2 separate regions of the Homo sapiens genome follow, and region 2 is linked to region 1. A link is a contact called in ENCODE Hi-C or POLR2A ChIA-PET data. All regions are on one chromosome and are shown on one strand. The core of a region is the stretch at or near the end of the contact, and the rest is flanking DNA. Distances in the headings are between cores, read along the strand shown. Region 1 overlaps LY86 (lymphocyte antigen 86). Region 2 overlaps LOC101928004 (a long non-coding RNA gene).

Region 1 (7,821 bases), core at 907-3,406:
AAACACAACGAGATATAAATTTGAGCCGGTCTTTACTCATAATTAATTCTCTAACATTTGGACTGCTTTGGTTATATTCCTAACACTATTTCTAAAATTACAGCTGCTCAATATTTGAGGAGTGTGACTCATGGGAGCGTCTAGAATCATGGAATCACACCCAAGGCACCATCCAGAGCACAGCCTGGTTCTCTTGAATACAATTTCAGTGTTGGGGACTCCACTCTCTTTGGAAGCTCTGCTCATTGCTAGAAAGTTGCTCCCTTCTAACAAAAGCCACCTTTCATGCAGCTTCTCTCCGGTGGTCTCACCTACTCCTTCCCTCTTGCTTTATACAGATTAAACTCTTTCCTCCTTTGGGTGACAGGCAGTTCAAAGATGTGCCAGCAGTCTCCTGGCCTCCTCTGCCACAGTCCCTCTGCTCCGCTTGCGACCCTCCAACCACCCCAGAGCATTTTCCTCTCCAGATTCGTGTCTACAAACACATCACCGCTCCGTGGCTGCTGGGGTGCAGGACTGGGGTGCTGGCAGCAAACAAAACCAGAATGGCTCTTCTACAGTCCTCATAGGACCTGGCTGCCAGGTGGCTTCTGCCAAGCTGACTGCAAAGGAAGGGAGACCTCCTTACAGTGTTGCTGCCAGCAAGGATCCCCAAAGGCAGCCATTCTTTCTGTGATGGTGCATTTTGGTTTTGTGCTGGTGAACTGTGCTCCCCGGGGTCTTCTCTGTCTGAGCATACAAACCTTTCTCCTTCCAGTTGCTCAGGCCAGGAGCCTTGGAGTCACCTTTAACCCATTTCTTTCTCTCCCACCCACTTGCGTTTCCTCAGCGGATCCTATTGGCTGTTCTTTCAAAATCTCTCTGGCACCCAAAGCCTTCCCCCACCTCCACCTCTACTCCAAGTCATCTTCATCTCTCACCTGGATTCCTGCAATCGCCTCCCATCTGGGCTTTTCAGTGAGGCAGCCAGAGGGATCTTACCGACACAGGCGCCAGGGCAGGCCACCCTCTCCTGACCAGAGTCCCTTTCAGAGTGGAAGCTGATGTCCCCACCATGGCCTTTGAGGCCCTAAGAGTCTGGCCTCCTGTGTTGCCCTTACCTCACCCCCCCCATCCCCCCACTCCCTGCAGCCCCACTGGCCTCCTTCTGCCCCTCTAAGGTGGGGGCCCCAGCCCATAGCAGCACTGCACCTTCTTGCATCTGCTTCAGGTCTTTGCCTAAATGTCGTCGTCTCAGCAGGGCCTCCTTTCACCACCCTGCTCAAAATTGCAGACCAGCACTTGCCTTGACCCATCCAGTGCTTCCATCCACTCCCTTCCTGCATGAGTTTTCTCCATGACATGAGCACCTGACACACCATACATAGTCACATATCATAAGGGTGGTCTGTCTCTCCCAGAGATGCTGTCAGCTCCACAGGGCAGGGGTTGGCTTGTCTTGTTCTACGTTATCCACAATGTCCAGAACAGCACCCAGCACATAAAAGTTTCTCTGTAAATATTTGTTAAATGGTTAATTGTACTGTGGGTCACACGTCTAATACTTGACCTGTGCCCCTTGCAGGGAGAATACCAGGTTTTGCTGGAACTGTACACTGAAAAACGGTCCACCGTGGCCTGTGCCAATGCTACTATCATGTGCTCCTGACTGTGGCCTGTAGCAAAAATCACAGCCAGCTGCATCTCGTGGGACCTCCAAGCTCCTCTGACTGAACCTACTGTGGGAGGAGAAGCAGCTGATGACAGAGAGAGGCTCTACAAAGAAGCGCCCCCAAAGAGTGCAGCTGCTAATTTTAGTCCCAGGACCAGACATCCCCAGACTCCACAGATGTAATGAAGTCCCCGAATGTATCTGTTTCTAAGGAGCCTCTTGGCAGTCCTTAAGCAGTCTTGAGGGTCCATCCTTTTTCTCTAATTGGTCGCCTCCCACCAGACTCACCTGCTTTTCAACTTTTTAGGAGTGCTTCCTCACAGTTACCAAGAATAAAGAAAGCTGGCCACCATTGTTCATTGTGGTTTGTTCAAAGAATCTTACTACAATGCTGTAGTTAAAAAGTCATTTCCTCCAGATACAGTGCCGGATGCTGGTGCAGCATAAGCAGTTCCAAGAAATTCAGGAGGGTGACAGCCTGGCTAAAATTAGAACACTGGGAAAATGTGCCATTGCTTCTCCTGGGCAGGCCCCCACCCTTGGACCATGAGGGCCGAGAAGCTGATGCAACCTCACGAATAGGGACATCATACTCTCGCTTATCCAAACATTCATTTCACCTTCATCCCTCAAAGCATGATTACACTTGACCTCAGCATATGCTGGCGTTCATTACTGCATTCATTAATGAATGCAAGGAATAACTCCTGAACACTTAATGTGTATCAGGTGCTGTGTTCTTAAGTTGTCTTCTACGATGCTCTCCGTAAATGAGCATGTTGCCCATGCTACTTCCAGAGCCATTTCTGCGGCCCCGTCTTCTCTCCTGGGATGCACTGATCGCATGGTGGGCTGCATAGCCCCTTCACCATCCGACGCCCCTGTCCTTCCAGTGTCCCTGCTGGCCCTCTTGCTCCTGCTAAGGGGCTGGAGTAAGGTGGGTGAGTTGACACTATCATTCATAAAAATGCCACTATATTAGAGATTAAAAGAGAAAAAAATTCCATAGTTTAAAAAACAGTAGTTGCTATTAATCACTGTTTATACATCAGTAAACCACCTAGAATAGCAGGTCAAAAATGCCTGTCAAACTTTAAAACCAGCATCTGAGGTTTTCTGGGTTATGAGCAGGCAAAATTGCAGCAGCGTCCTTGCCTAGGCCCATAATGCTCGAGGGAAAAGACGTGCGTGGTCATACTAGGCTCAGGAGCAAACCTCTGAACGTACATGGGGGTGACGGTGTTACGCACAAGAATAGCAAATGATTCCTGCCCCTGGCCATTCCCTCTAGCTTGAGACATTCACCTCTCTCCCTTTTCAGTAACCATCACCACAAGTAGTAAAGTCCCTGGCTAGACTCTGTGTACGCACATGTTCTAACAGTACAAGACAGCTGTCACAGCCTTCCAAAGACACAGGTGGAACTCAGCCAGTCCCTTCCCAATCCCTTTGCCCTCTTCTTTAAATTGACTGTGTGGGTGCGTGTGCGTGAGAGAGAGAGGGAGGGAGAGAGAAAGTTTCAGATGCTATAGGTTTGTGTTAAACTGGAATTTCCATATATGGAGACTATCCTAGTCATAGCTGAATATACAAGTACACAGCCGTTTCACTAAGGACATGATTTGAGAGAAAAAAAAATGTTTCTTTGTCCCAGAATATGTCTTTTCTTAGTGTCCTGTCATGGGCCTTAAATTTCACCATTAGTTTTATTCCAGCAAGTTGAAAACATATTTCAATGTTCAGGAGTCTCCTCTTGGAATACGAACAGCCCTGCTAGGAGAAACGCTAGAGTCTGTCATTATTTAACACTCTGGCAGGATGTAGTAACTAAGATGACTTTGAAAGGGCCAGCCCAGGAAGCAGGGTTGTCAGGGGAGGTGGGTGACCCCAAGCCGAGCCCTCTCAGGCTAGCCATTGTGTGGTTACTGGCTGGGGTGGGGTCAAAGTGCCCAGACAATCTATCAAACTAAATTGACTTCTCCTGTAAAGAGAATTGCTACTGTTTCAAAAATCACTATCAACAACTCCAAAAATGTGTCCTCAATAAACTCTTCTGAAGAAAAAAAAAAAAAAAACAGCTTGGTTCAGGATGATGCAGTGCTGCCACAATTAAGGAATTATTATGAAAATCAGCCAGCTTCAGACATTGGAGTGCCCACCAGCCCTTCTTTATATTTTGAGGGCAATTTCCATCGTTACGTATAGAACGTTTTAAAAAATATTTTTGAGGAACATTCCAGTGCCCAAGGGAAGCTTTGTCAGGCTAGAGTCTAGGCAGAATGCTGATAAAGCCCCTCAGGACAGTGTGATCGCATCTCTTAGAACGTTTTGGCTATGAGGAACAGAGAACTCAATTGAATCTGGCTTATGCATAGGGGACTAGGTTGTCTCCCATGACTACTGAGTCCCAGGGTGGTTTAGGTGTCAGCCAGCGTTTGCTGCTGAGGTTCATTCATCATCGGCTCTTCACCTCCATTTCTCCACAGTTCTTCCACCTCGGGTCTCCTGGAATATTGCCTTTACCCTCAGACAGTCTGTCCCACAATAGCAAATCATTTCAGTAGCTGGAGACCTCACATCCACACTGTCCACAGTACAGAAGGCAAAAGAGACCTTTATCCCAAAACCCTGTTACTCATTCTGATTAGAATGGCTTGGGTCACATGACCTCTCCTTGTAACCACAGCAGACCAATCTGGCTCAACTCTTATATGATAAAGTTGTGAGTTGTTTTTCGGTTGCCGTGGACTCCAGGTTGAAGGTTATGTAACCCGAGCATGCCCAGATGAACCAAGTATGCGACCACAGGGGGACCTCAGTGCAAGACTGAGGAGTGGGAACTTAATTAAGAAGTGAACACGGCATGTCAGGATCCAGGATCCAATCATATCAGTTTCCAGCATCACCCCATGACGGGATCCAATCAGATCATGCCTCCCAGCATCACCTCATTGCAAGATCCAATCAGATCATGCCTCCCAGCATCACCTCATTGCAAGATCCAATCAGATCATGCCTCCCAGCATCACCTCATTGCAAGATCCAATCAGATTATGCCTCCCAGCATCACCTCATTGCAAAATCCAATCAGATCATGCCTCATGACCCCATGCTTATAAAACCTGTCCTAAACTCCAACTTGCAGAGACAGGTTGGAGTGTTTCCTCCTGTCTCCTTGCTGGTAGACTTGCAGTAAACCTTTTCTTTTCTTAAAAGCCAGTGCAGTGGGATTGGCCACAATGCACATTAGGCAGTGAGCCCATTGCTGGCTCAGTAACATCCTGACCAATCACTTTGACCCTACCCTGATTGGCTTAGCCTATGTCACATGCCCCACCCCTAGACCTGGATCAGAGTTATTCCCACTGGAACCACACATATCCTTAAGTGGAAACTGGGGAAGTTGCCAAGGGGTAAAGGGAGAGGAAGGGCATGTTTCAAACTAGGCCAAAGGACATGTCCAGATCATGTCTCGAATTAGGCCAGTTTTAAGTTCTAATTCTCTCCTAGCTGTTCACTGGGCAAGTGACTTTTATTGTCTAAGCCCCAGTTTCCTCATCTGTAGGTGCTGACCATAATAATAGTACCTATCTTGTAGAGACAGTGTGAGAATTAATGAGAAAATGCATGTAAAATGCTGAGAATAGGGCCTGGCACGTCACTCAATAAAAATAAGTCATTATTATGTTAAGGTGGGTGTTCACTTGCAGTGCTAAAGCCTCTTTTCCTAATTTACCTCTCCCATCCTCCTACATCATCAGAGCAAACAATCCTAGAAGCCCAGCCCTCACCCATAAGCCCACATTCCCTTCTGGGTCCTGAGATGGTCCCTTGGCATCTTGATTTCTTCTAAGTGTAGCTAGTTTTATTAGACCTGGCATGGGGGCATGTTCCCTGGGCCATGAACTCTGAAAAGAATTTAAGGAAAACATTTGGATACACCTTTCTGGCCCCCAAACAGAAACAATATAACCAGGCCAAAAGGGCCTATGAAAGAAAATGTGGGCCAGGTGTGGTGGTTCACTCCTGTAATCCCAGCACTTTGGGAGGCCGAGGTGGGCGGATCACTTGAGGTCAGGAGTTCGAGACCAGCCTGGCCAACGTGGTAAAACCCCGTCTCTACTAAAAATACAAAAATCAGCCTGGCGTGGTGGCACATGCCTGTAATCCCAGCTACTCAGGGGGCTGAGGCAGGGGAATCACTTGAACCCGGGAGGCAGGCAGAGGTTGCAGTGAGCGGAGATCATGCCATTGCACTCCAGCCTGGGTGACAGAGCAAGACTCTGTCTCAAAAAAAAAAAAAAAAAAGAAAATACGTGTATTTTTTTAATTAAACTTGTTTCCTGCACACAAAGACACACACCCAATGCCTGCATAACTAAATGTGACATCTGCAAATGTAACAATTACGTCTGCCTTCAGGAAAGATAATCCAAAATAGCTAGCACGAGAACAGAAAGGGCCACATCCTGATGACAACCCAGACTCGTTAGAATGGCGGAGTTTATTATCTCAACAGTTCAACTGCAGGTTTGAATTGGCCGTATTTTTCTCAATCAGCAAAACAAGTTAGTCTACCTAATTTTCCAATCATTTTATCAGGCAAGCAGGGGTCCTATAGGGCTTATAAAAGAGTTATTTTCATCTAGTTTGTAAATGTCTTCAGTTACTTAGTGTGGAACGGAAGCCTTCAGCTGCATTCAAATGCTCTGGCCTGAAATATTCTTCTCCCCTTGCGCCCAGCTTTCTTTTCACATGTGACACAAAACCACCTCCTTTCCTCCAGTGGTTTGGTCTCCTCACTTCTGTGGAAAAGGGTATGTATCAATGTTCCTTTAGCCAAAAACAATGATACCTTCTGCCAGCTGGTATTTTTCTGGATTTCCCTGAAACCCACCCAAGGGTGGAAAAACAGAAAATATCCCTGCCACCGAAGACTTTATCATATCATTTCTTTCCTTTTCTTCACTCAGAAGTGGTAGAAGAAAATTCAAGAAAGAGCCAGAGAACATCATTGACATAATCAAGGGGATGCAATAAGGTTTCCACATAAACTACAAAGATTAATATATGTGAGTGCAGAAAGATAACATCTGAGAAGGCAGAACAACCACCATGATAATAATAATTGTGTAAAAGCTAACAACGATTTGTGCAGGCTCTCTGCGCCAGCATTGTGCTCGGCCTGCATCTCAATACTTCATCTCCAGAACAGCCTGTGGGTGCGTAACACAATGGTCCACGTGATAGAAGAGGAAGTCTGGGTTTAGAGAAATTGAGGAACTGGCCTAAGGTTCCCCAGGCTTGTGAGCTCCATCAGTGAGCCAGGATTCAATTCTGTCTCACTCCAAATCCAGGCTCTTTCTACCTAATGTTGCTTGGCTGTTTGGAAAGACACCATATAATAAAGAAACACTTCATGGTTTTAGTTGCAGGCTTGCAGAATGTGTTAACTCAAGCAGCAAATGAGCTAAAAACAAAGGTAGGCTAATGACAGTTACATTAACTCAATGATGACAGCACAGAACAAAAAGGGATCATGAATACTAGTCAGTTTCATGATTTGTTCATGCTCTTCCACAAAAGCTTTTGGTCACTCACTGTCAAACCCACCTGGGTGAATGTGCCATAAGCATAATCTGGCTTTTTCACTGTTTTCTTCTTTCCCTTCGTAAATCTTTAGTCAGCACCTACGGTTTGCTGAGCATTGTATTAAGCACAATACATCAAATATAAAAAATAAATAATATATAGTATAATCCCAATTCAAACTCAGCTTATCTTTTAGGAAAAGGGAAGAAGAAGAGTACCAAAAATCTCCTGTGATGGAGAAACCATGGTAAGCAGCACAAGACAAGAACAAAGCACTGTGGGGGGCTTTGAGGCGGGGAGGACACGTGGCTTGGCTTCACGGTAGAAGGAGGGAACATGCTGGCCCTTGAAGGTTGGCTGGGACACTGGAGGTCCTGGTGCCTACATGTTGTGGACAAGCTCCTGGGGGCGGAGGCAGAGTGGGAGGAATGGCCTGGGGTCCCAGCTCTCTCCCTAGCCCCTTGGTTTTGTGGCAGAGCCTCCTGCAGAGAGAAGCAACAGCTAGGAGCTAACTTTATAAGGGATTTGGAGAAATACCAGGGCACCTGCAGCATTTCATGGGGTCCCGGTGGCAAGGT
Region 2 (7,821 bases), core at 2,694-5,193, 95 kb after region 1:
GTCAATTTCAGGGGCTTAGAGGAAGGCTTCACCTCCCCTGCAGCTGAATGAAAGCTGCCACGTCCCACTTACCCTCTGGGGTCGGATCTAGAGAGTCCCCGGGGCTGCTCTACCACACCATATTCCCTAGATCTTTCTGATCACTGCATGTCCCCTGCGAGGGGGTCTGCACATCTGCCTGCTGGGGGCTGGGAGTGACCGAGAGCCCCAGCTCCCAAACTAAGACCTAATCCTGAGTGTGCAGAATGGCAGGTCTCAGATGCAGAGCCACCGCTGGCACAGAGTAACATGGAAAATGCCTGGCCATGGCAAAAGTGCATTCTGCTCGGAGTATCTGGCAGGAATCGTAATCAGGGCAGAGGCAACTGCATTTGTGGGGAGAAAGTTTGGGGCGATGCAATGTCCTGAGCAGCTTCCTGACCCCCGTCATCGCCGTCCTTGCTTTGTGCCACCACCCTTGAAGATACCCCTTTTTGTGGTTCTGTGGGAGCTGCTGCAGATAAGGACGGGGTGTCGGTGTCTGTTTCTCCTCAGCCGCTCTCAGCGAGGTCACTGGGTGCCAGAAATGGAAACATAAATGGCAGCTGCTGTCCTGAAAGCAGGTGGCTGCTCTGACCGGGGAGGGAAATGGCTTGGGGACTTACTCATGCAGCCTGAGAGCCACAGAGTAGGAATAAGCATGCAACTGGTGTGTGTGGGCACGATTGTGTATGCCTATTTCTGCATGTAAGTTCCAGAGCTGTGAGCTCACACACACAGGCACACAGATACACACAGGAACACACAGACACATGCACATGCATGCACAGACACACACAGACACGCAGAGACATAGACATATACACACAGACACAGAGACATACACACATATAGACAGATGCACACATACAGACATACACACAGACATGCACAGACACAGACACACACATAAGCACACACAGACATACCCAGAGACACAGACACACGCACACACAGACACTGACACACACAAACACACGCAACACAGATACAAACACACAGAGATACAGAGGCACACATATATTTATATATACACAGACACACACATACACATGCTTACTCACATAGCACACACATACACAGAGACACATGAAGATACGCACATACCACACGTATGCAGTCACACATAACACATGCATCTCCCACCCCATTGGTGGTGTCCACAGGGCTGTCCGGAGAGCAAGCAATCAGTAAGTGTTTGTTGGATACTAAGTGAAGGATGAAATGACTGAATGCACCAGTAGGTGAAATGGATGCTTCTGCTTGCAGGGCAGGCTCTAAGATTTGAACAGCGGCATGGCAGAAGCATCGCCACAAGTGCTGATGAGGTGATGGCTTAAAATACTGCAAGCCCCATGCAGAGTGAAAACTCCTTTCACGGGAGGAGATAGACGGCCCAGGAACTGTTGCTCTAGCCTCATTATCTGTGAATGATTGATTCCAGACAGGAATTGAAGATGAGGCAACTGAGAAAAGGAAAAGGGAAACACCCTGTGTGCCTGTTAAATGCCCTTGTTCACCTGGCGAGAGATATGCATATATAGTCTCACCACTGACTATCTTTTTATATATATGGTGTATATATAAAAATATAGAAGTGTACAGTGTATGTGTATATGTGTGTATATATGTGTATATGTCTGTGTATAGACACATATATGCACATACACACATTATGTACATTTATATCTATATAACGGCAATGCCTGAGCTGGCTATTTCCAGGCGGCCAATATCCTGTTTTAAACTGATTTAAAATATTGCCACTGTAAACTAATATCGTGATTTGCAACCACTTAAATTCTGGAAGAATTTCTCAGGACTGTGATGAAAATCCCAGCGTCTGGTGGTTCCCTCATCGCAGCTTAACCCTAATTGCCTACACTAAGTCCAATTAGTGGCAAATCAGATTCCCCTTCATTTCATCTGATGAAGTAAGCTTTGGCAGGAGCATCTGCCCACGCAAAGCAGGGTGAAGACAGAGAGAAGAACGGGGCTGCAGGGAACGGGGACACGAGTGTGGGGACCCAAGGGTGACCACAGTCCTCCTGCCCCTGAGTCCCCACGGCTCCGTGCCTCCGGCTTGCAGATTCCTTTCCCTGGATAGAGTTTTTGCAACTGAGTTTGGTGAGAATCAAATCTATCAGGTACAGTCCTAGAAACAAATAACTTGAAGTCTACTTTAAAGGCAGATTCTCTTGGTCTCTTTCTTTCCTGTGTCTGTACCTCTGTGCATCTCTAACACACACACACACACACACACACACACACACACACACGGCCCTTCTGTAAGCACACTTTCCTCGCTGTCCCAGTCCTCTCAGTGTCCACGCTCCTGCAGGCGCTGACTTGGGTGGCGGTTGCAGAGGAACCAGTAGGACTGGCACGGCCATGGCCATGGAGCATGTGGTCCAGGGCACAGATAGCAGCAGCTCTGGTTCCAAAGGCAGTGCGTCCTGCCAAAGCCTTCTCTCTCTGCATCTCAAGGTCACAATAATAGATTACGAAAGAGTGGAAAAGCACAGCTCAGAAAATGGGCCATGGGGACTTTCCTCTGGGTGAGGAGGGAGAGAACAATGCCCGATGCGGCAGCAGGTCGTTTGAGCTCTGCTAGGGAAGGAAACGCGGAGCGTGAGGTCCCTCCAATGCCCGGCACCTGCAACGCCTCCTGTCCAAGGGCTCTGAAAACACAAAAATTGGGACCATTGGAAAATGATTTTTAAGGTGCTCTGATGTAGAAGAAATTCCATCACAAACATTAACCTGTTTCACAAGAATCAAATATTTACTATTGTGTTTCATGGTGGCTACTTTTTAAGTCCCTTGCAAATTAAGGTAGGACAAATGTTCTCACAAAATAAACATTCTCCTGTCTTCAGAAACCACTGATAAATAGTCCAGGCCGATGGATCCTTGCCTCTCCTCAGAATAAGGGAGGGCTGTTATTTTAAAGCAGCAAATAGAACAGATCCTCAAGTGCCCTGGCGGAACAGAAGGCTGGACTGTTAAAGTCTGTGACACTCTCAGTGATGACGTTGGTTTCTAAGGGCTGCAGCAGCCATACCCAAAGAAAACATTTTATATATGATGATGTAGTAACTATACTTCAAGTCTTGACTTAAAAATGTATAATTCAACAACAAAATTACAATTTCTCTGTAAAAGGAGCACTTTTTAAAAATCCAAGCCACTTACACTGGTTTGAAAATATTTGGGGGGTCTTAACTGCTTCTGAGGCTATAGCAAGTGGTTTCTCATAAAATCAGACCCAAGGGAACTCTCTGAGAGGACCCTAGGCACTTAGATTTTATTCCGGGTATAATTTATTCCAAACAGTTTAGCAAAATGATGGTCACATTATAAGAGCATACTCTGGATGCAAAATGTCCAGGAAAGACAGAAGTAGAGGTGGGGTCCAAGAAACAATTCCAGTCTCCTAGAAACCATGCCTTCTGCTCAAGCCAAGTGCTTCTCCTGATCACGTCCTCCTGGTAACTCCTAGCAGCTGCGAGCATTGGAACATAGTCTTACCAGTTCCGGAGCCACCAGGCACCTTCTCTGAACGTCTGAACTATCAGCCCCTTCCCTCAGAGCAGGCCTGCAGGGACTCAGCAAGGCTGGGTGCTGGAGGGCCACTCTGTAGGTCTGGCCAGAGGGAGACCACACCACCCAAAGAGCCATTCAGCGACCAAGGCTCCCCTGAGCGGTCGCTGCTGGTGACACAGGCCCTTTGCTGGGAGAGCCCAGCCCTACTCAGAACAGAAGGGCTCACTGCTCCAGCCTCCAGCCTTCAATCCCAGCTGCAGCTTTTCAGCTCTAGTTTTCCCTCCAGGTTATCTTCCCTCTGTGGCTTCCAGCGGGTCACCCTGTGATGCTGCAGTTCCCCAGTCTTTGCAAACGGGGGAGAGATGACTACTGACTTCCGCGATGATTCATGCTGGTTGTTTACAGCAGAGACAGAGGCAGTGCGCTGCCTGCACGTCTTGGAATTAGCTGAGCTGTGAGGGTGCAGCGAGGCCAGCACCGGGGTTCCCGGGTATGCCAAAGCTGGAATTGTGCTGCTCCTCTGCAGAGGTGCAGGGGGAGGGGGGAGCAGGGATACAAAACCTTGCCGGTCAAGGAACGCAGTGTTCCTGGCCCTGTCTGGAACCTTCACAAAGCAGGTGGGAAGGGAAAGTGCATGGGTAAGACGGACTTCCCAAAACAGCTTCTGCCAAATGAAATAAAGAATATCCAGTTCCTCCTTTTTAAATAAATAAATATATATATATATATATATATAAAATTATGAAATAATTTAAATACGTAGAAATATGCAGAAATAATAGATCAAAGGCCCAAGTACCCACTCATCAGCTTTAACATTTTGCTGTCTATACTACAGATTTTTTTATTTTCAAAAACAAAAATGTAATCAGTCAAGCAAGCACATGGCAGCTCCTGAAGGGATTTGATGTTGAGCAATCGCAATATCAAATGAGCCCACCTCCAGTTCTCCGCTGAACGGATCAGCTCATAGGTGTTACTTCCCTCACCCTGCCACCCCCGAGTCTCTTCTGTTGCTTGTGGGACACCGTGGCGAGAGCTCCGGAGTCCAGACTCCACTGTGGAGACTGACATGGTTCCCTGAGCTCCCTGCTTGGTCTCCTGTCCTGCCTGGTCTGAAGTCCTGCCTACGAAGACTGATGGCACTGTACCAATGCAGCAGCTTCCAAATCACTGAGCAAGCAGCCCCCAGCTTCCCCTCTCCCCCTGAGCCCACCTTCTCTCCACGCTCCCTTGTCCCAGGCTGTCCATAGGCACCATTTGGCTCCAATTCCACATCATAAGCGTTTCTATGAATATAGGCTTTGTGGAATGTTTATTCATAGGACATTAATCCCAGAGGGGAATAAAAGCAGTGCTGTCCATGACATTATCTGTGTTAGCCTTGGATTGTCTGCTGTAAAATGCTAATTGCAGCCTCTGGAGTTGAGAAGGTGTTTGTAGGAAGCCTGAACAGGGAGCAGGAGGGCAGGCAGAAGAGGCAGCCCAGCCTTCTAGGATGCCAGGGCCCTCAGAGGAGGAGGAAGGCCTGAGGCCAGGCAGCAGGTAGACAAGGCACAGAGCCTGGTTCTGGAGCTGGGCCTGGGAGGAGGCCTTTGTACTGCCCAGAGGAGGGGCCACAGTGTCCCTCCAGCCACCTGCTCACTGGTTTTACCAAAGCTGGTATCCACACATCCCAAGGGTCTCCTCAGAGCCCATGCCGCTGAACAAACCCACGTTTTTTAAAATGAGAGTGACACCAGCCTGCCCATCCTCACAGTGCAGCAGGGTGTGAGTGTGCAGTGGGGAGCAGGGAGCTAAATCCTAATATACGTGATGTATTTTGAGATTCCAAGGAGCTCCTGGATATGCATTCAAGGGTGGCAGTGTTTCAGGAGGGGCAGATGGGTGTGCAGGCAGCCACACCCTTTCCCCTCCCCCTCCCCCTCCCCCAGCAATTTGTTCCTTTTCAAGTTTGAGACACGCAAGTCTTGCATCTGTGTCTCTGGAGCCGCCTACACAAACCAGCGCAGAGATCACAGGGCTGGGACTGGCTGGCGACAGTTCGCTCCCTTAACTCCAGAGGAGGAAATGGAGCCAGAGGTCGTAAAACGATGATAGAATCGAAAACAAGACCATTTCTTTCTGTACCCCACACCCTTTTTACTTTCACAATGCACACACCCACACCCCACATGCACACTCACACCCATGTCCAGGGTGGCTGGACAGAGCCCCTCCCAGTACTGCCATTCATTTTGCATACATGTTTGGCTGGCTAGTGGGCAGGATTATGTCTGAGAAAACCTCCTTTTAATCAATCTGATGCTTGCCAGCCAAGGAGCTGACAACTGTGCAAAGCACTGAGCCATGGGGCAGTGTTCCGTTTTGTCTCCTCTGGGCAGCTGACAAGATGGAGTCCCTCGGAGGTGAGAGGATGGTTTCTAGAAGCACAGGAATTCTCAGTAGTGGATTAAACTGCAATGCAGACCTTCTGCATCCCCAGTGGAGAGTCAGAAGCCTGGGAGGATGCTAAGCATTCCAAGCAAGCAGTCTTCCAGAAAACTGCCAGCTTCCCCACAGCAGCCAGGGTGATGATGGGAAGAGTTGCTGCAGTCCTCGGCTTCAGCTTGTCCAGGAGCCGGCCCAGCACACCCAGCAGACTTCCCAGAGAGCAGGGGCTGGGGGATGGGAGGGGACCCAGTCCCCTCAGACTTCACAACAGATAGCCACCTTACAGAGAGGCCCATGAAATACACTTAAAAGGGAGGAATAAGGAAGGAAGAAAGGGAGGGAGGGAGGGAGGGGGGAAGGAAGGAAGGAAGGAAAGAAGGAATCTGTCAACAGCTAAGCTATGTAAGAAGGCTCATGCTAGGAAGTCTATATTTTTTACAATGATAAGGATGCCAGTTTGTCTGGGACTTTGCTCATCAAACCCTACTCATACCCCCCATAAAATCCCTTGCCTTCTCTATCGCCAGTTCTTAAGGACTTCATTTTTTCACTTAGCCGTTAGCCATTCGTGAACCTTACAAGTTGTGTTCTGAATTCTACCTTAGCTACTAAACCATACCTAAAGATACTGGCTCAGGAGCCAGCTCAGTCTAGTCTTATCCTGACTGTCCTGACACTGGGCCGTGAGCAAGTCTCTCAGCCTGTGGAGGGGAAAGGTGCTTGGAAGTCAGGCAGCCCCGCCTGGCTGCAGACACCACACAGGCTGTGCAATGGTGATATATTGTGATTTAAAATAAGAAATGTGTATTTTGGCCTATGTCTCTGGTTTCTGGAACAGAACTCCTAAAAGAAAGACAAACAAACAAACAAACCAACAAACAAAACTTTGTGATTTCTTGAGCAATAGGAGAACATCTTTTGTTCTAACGTTTGGTCTTTGACATGGTTCTCAACATAGAGCTCCTAAATCCCTTGGAATTTCCTGGGTGATAGGAGTGCTTTTGTTCTAATGAGGCGGCCCTTGGTGTGCTCCTGAGTCAGGGCTGGTCACCAGCAAGACCAAGCTATGATTAGAAGCTTGGAACTTTCAATCCCAACTCTCATCCTTTGGGGAGACTGAGGGGCTGGAGATTGAGTTAATAATTGACCATTCCTACATGATGAAGCCTCCATAAAAATTTCTGAACTCTGGGGCTCGGGGGGCTTCCGGGTTGAGGAATAAGAACACACATGTGTGCCAGAAGGGCGGCACACCTGAGAGGGCATGGAACTTCCTCGCCGCTCCCCCATACCTTGCCTTCCACCTGGCGGTTCCTCAGCTGTATCCTTTTATAATAAATGGGTTAAAGTAAGCAAAGCCTTGCCGTGAGCGCTGTGAGCCATTCTGGCAAATGATTGAACCTGAGAAAGAGGCTGTGGGAGCCTCAGATTTGCAGCCAAGTTGGACAGAAGTTGTTTGTAACCTGGGCCCTACTACCTACAATTGCAAGAAGTAGGGGGCAGTCTTGTGAGACTAAGCCGTTAATCTGTGGGATCTGACACTATCTCCAGGTAGATGGTGTCAGAATTGAATTGTATTGTGGGACACCCAGTTGGTGGCAGAGAACTGGTCAATGTGCCAAAAACCCACACATCTGGTCACAGAAGTGATTTGTGTGGTCAGAGAGAGTACAGAGAAGGAAAAACAGTCAGTTTTTCCTGTCTTACTGATGGTCACCAAGGTTTCACCCCATGGCCTTTGGGGACCTGGGGTTGAAAGAACAACCATCGGGGGTCCTTGAAGCTATCTTCCTGCTAAACATTATCTAAAGCAGTACATCCAAT

The links. Hi-C counts contacts between places; a loop is a spot of excess contacts on that map. ChIA-PET counts read pairs that join two places held with the same protein, here RNA polymerase II (POLR2A). Pooled maps may share reads with other maps.
Region 2: a pooled map shows a loop between it and region 1 (2.1-fold over the local background). The contact joins two enhancer-like sites. A Hi-C loop is called at or near these places in 1 of 50 pooled maps. POLR2A ChIA-PET finds 5 or more read pairs at or near these places in 2 of 52 experiments (MCF 10A and activated naive CD4-positive, alpha-beta T cell).

Annotation. Positions count from the first base shown.
Region 1 is chr6:6,652,980-6,660,800 of GRCh38, forward strand. It overlaps LY86 (lymphocyte antigen 86), which reads left to right. Exons shown (of 5, transcript NM_004271.4): 5 at 1,565-2,003. The coding sequence ends at 1,648. Among named protein-coding and RNA genes, the nearest start is that of LY86-AS1, 34 kb to the left of the region's middle. RefSeq lists a silencer at 878-1,068. Within about 2 kb of position 2,157, at least 6 of the 41 ENCODE cell types and tissues checked have a DNase peak (open chromatin) inside an H3K27ac peak, as active enhancers do.
Region 2 is chr6:6,746,225-6,754,045 of GRCh38, forward strand. All of the region lies in intron 2 of LOC101928004 (a long non-coding RNA gene), which reads right to left. It overlaps LOC105374901 (a long non-coding RNA gene), which reads right to left. Exons shown (of 2, transcript NR_187807.1): 2 at 5,682-6,301. Among named protein-coding and RNA genes, the nearest start is that of LY86-AS1, 130 kb to the left of the region's middle. RefSeq lists enhancers at 3,788-4,405, 5,026-5,643. Within about 2 kb of position 3,944, at least 27 of the 41 ENCODE cell types and tissues checked have a DNase peak (open chromatin) inside an H3K27ac peak, as active enhancers do.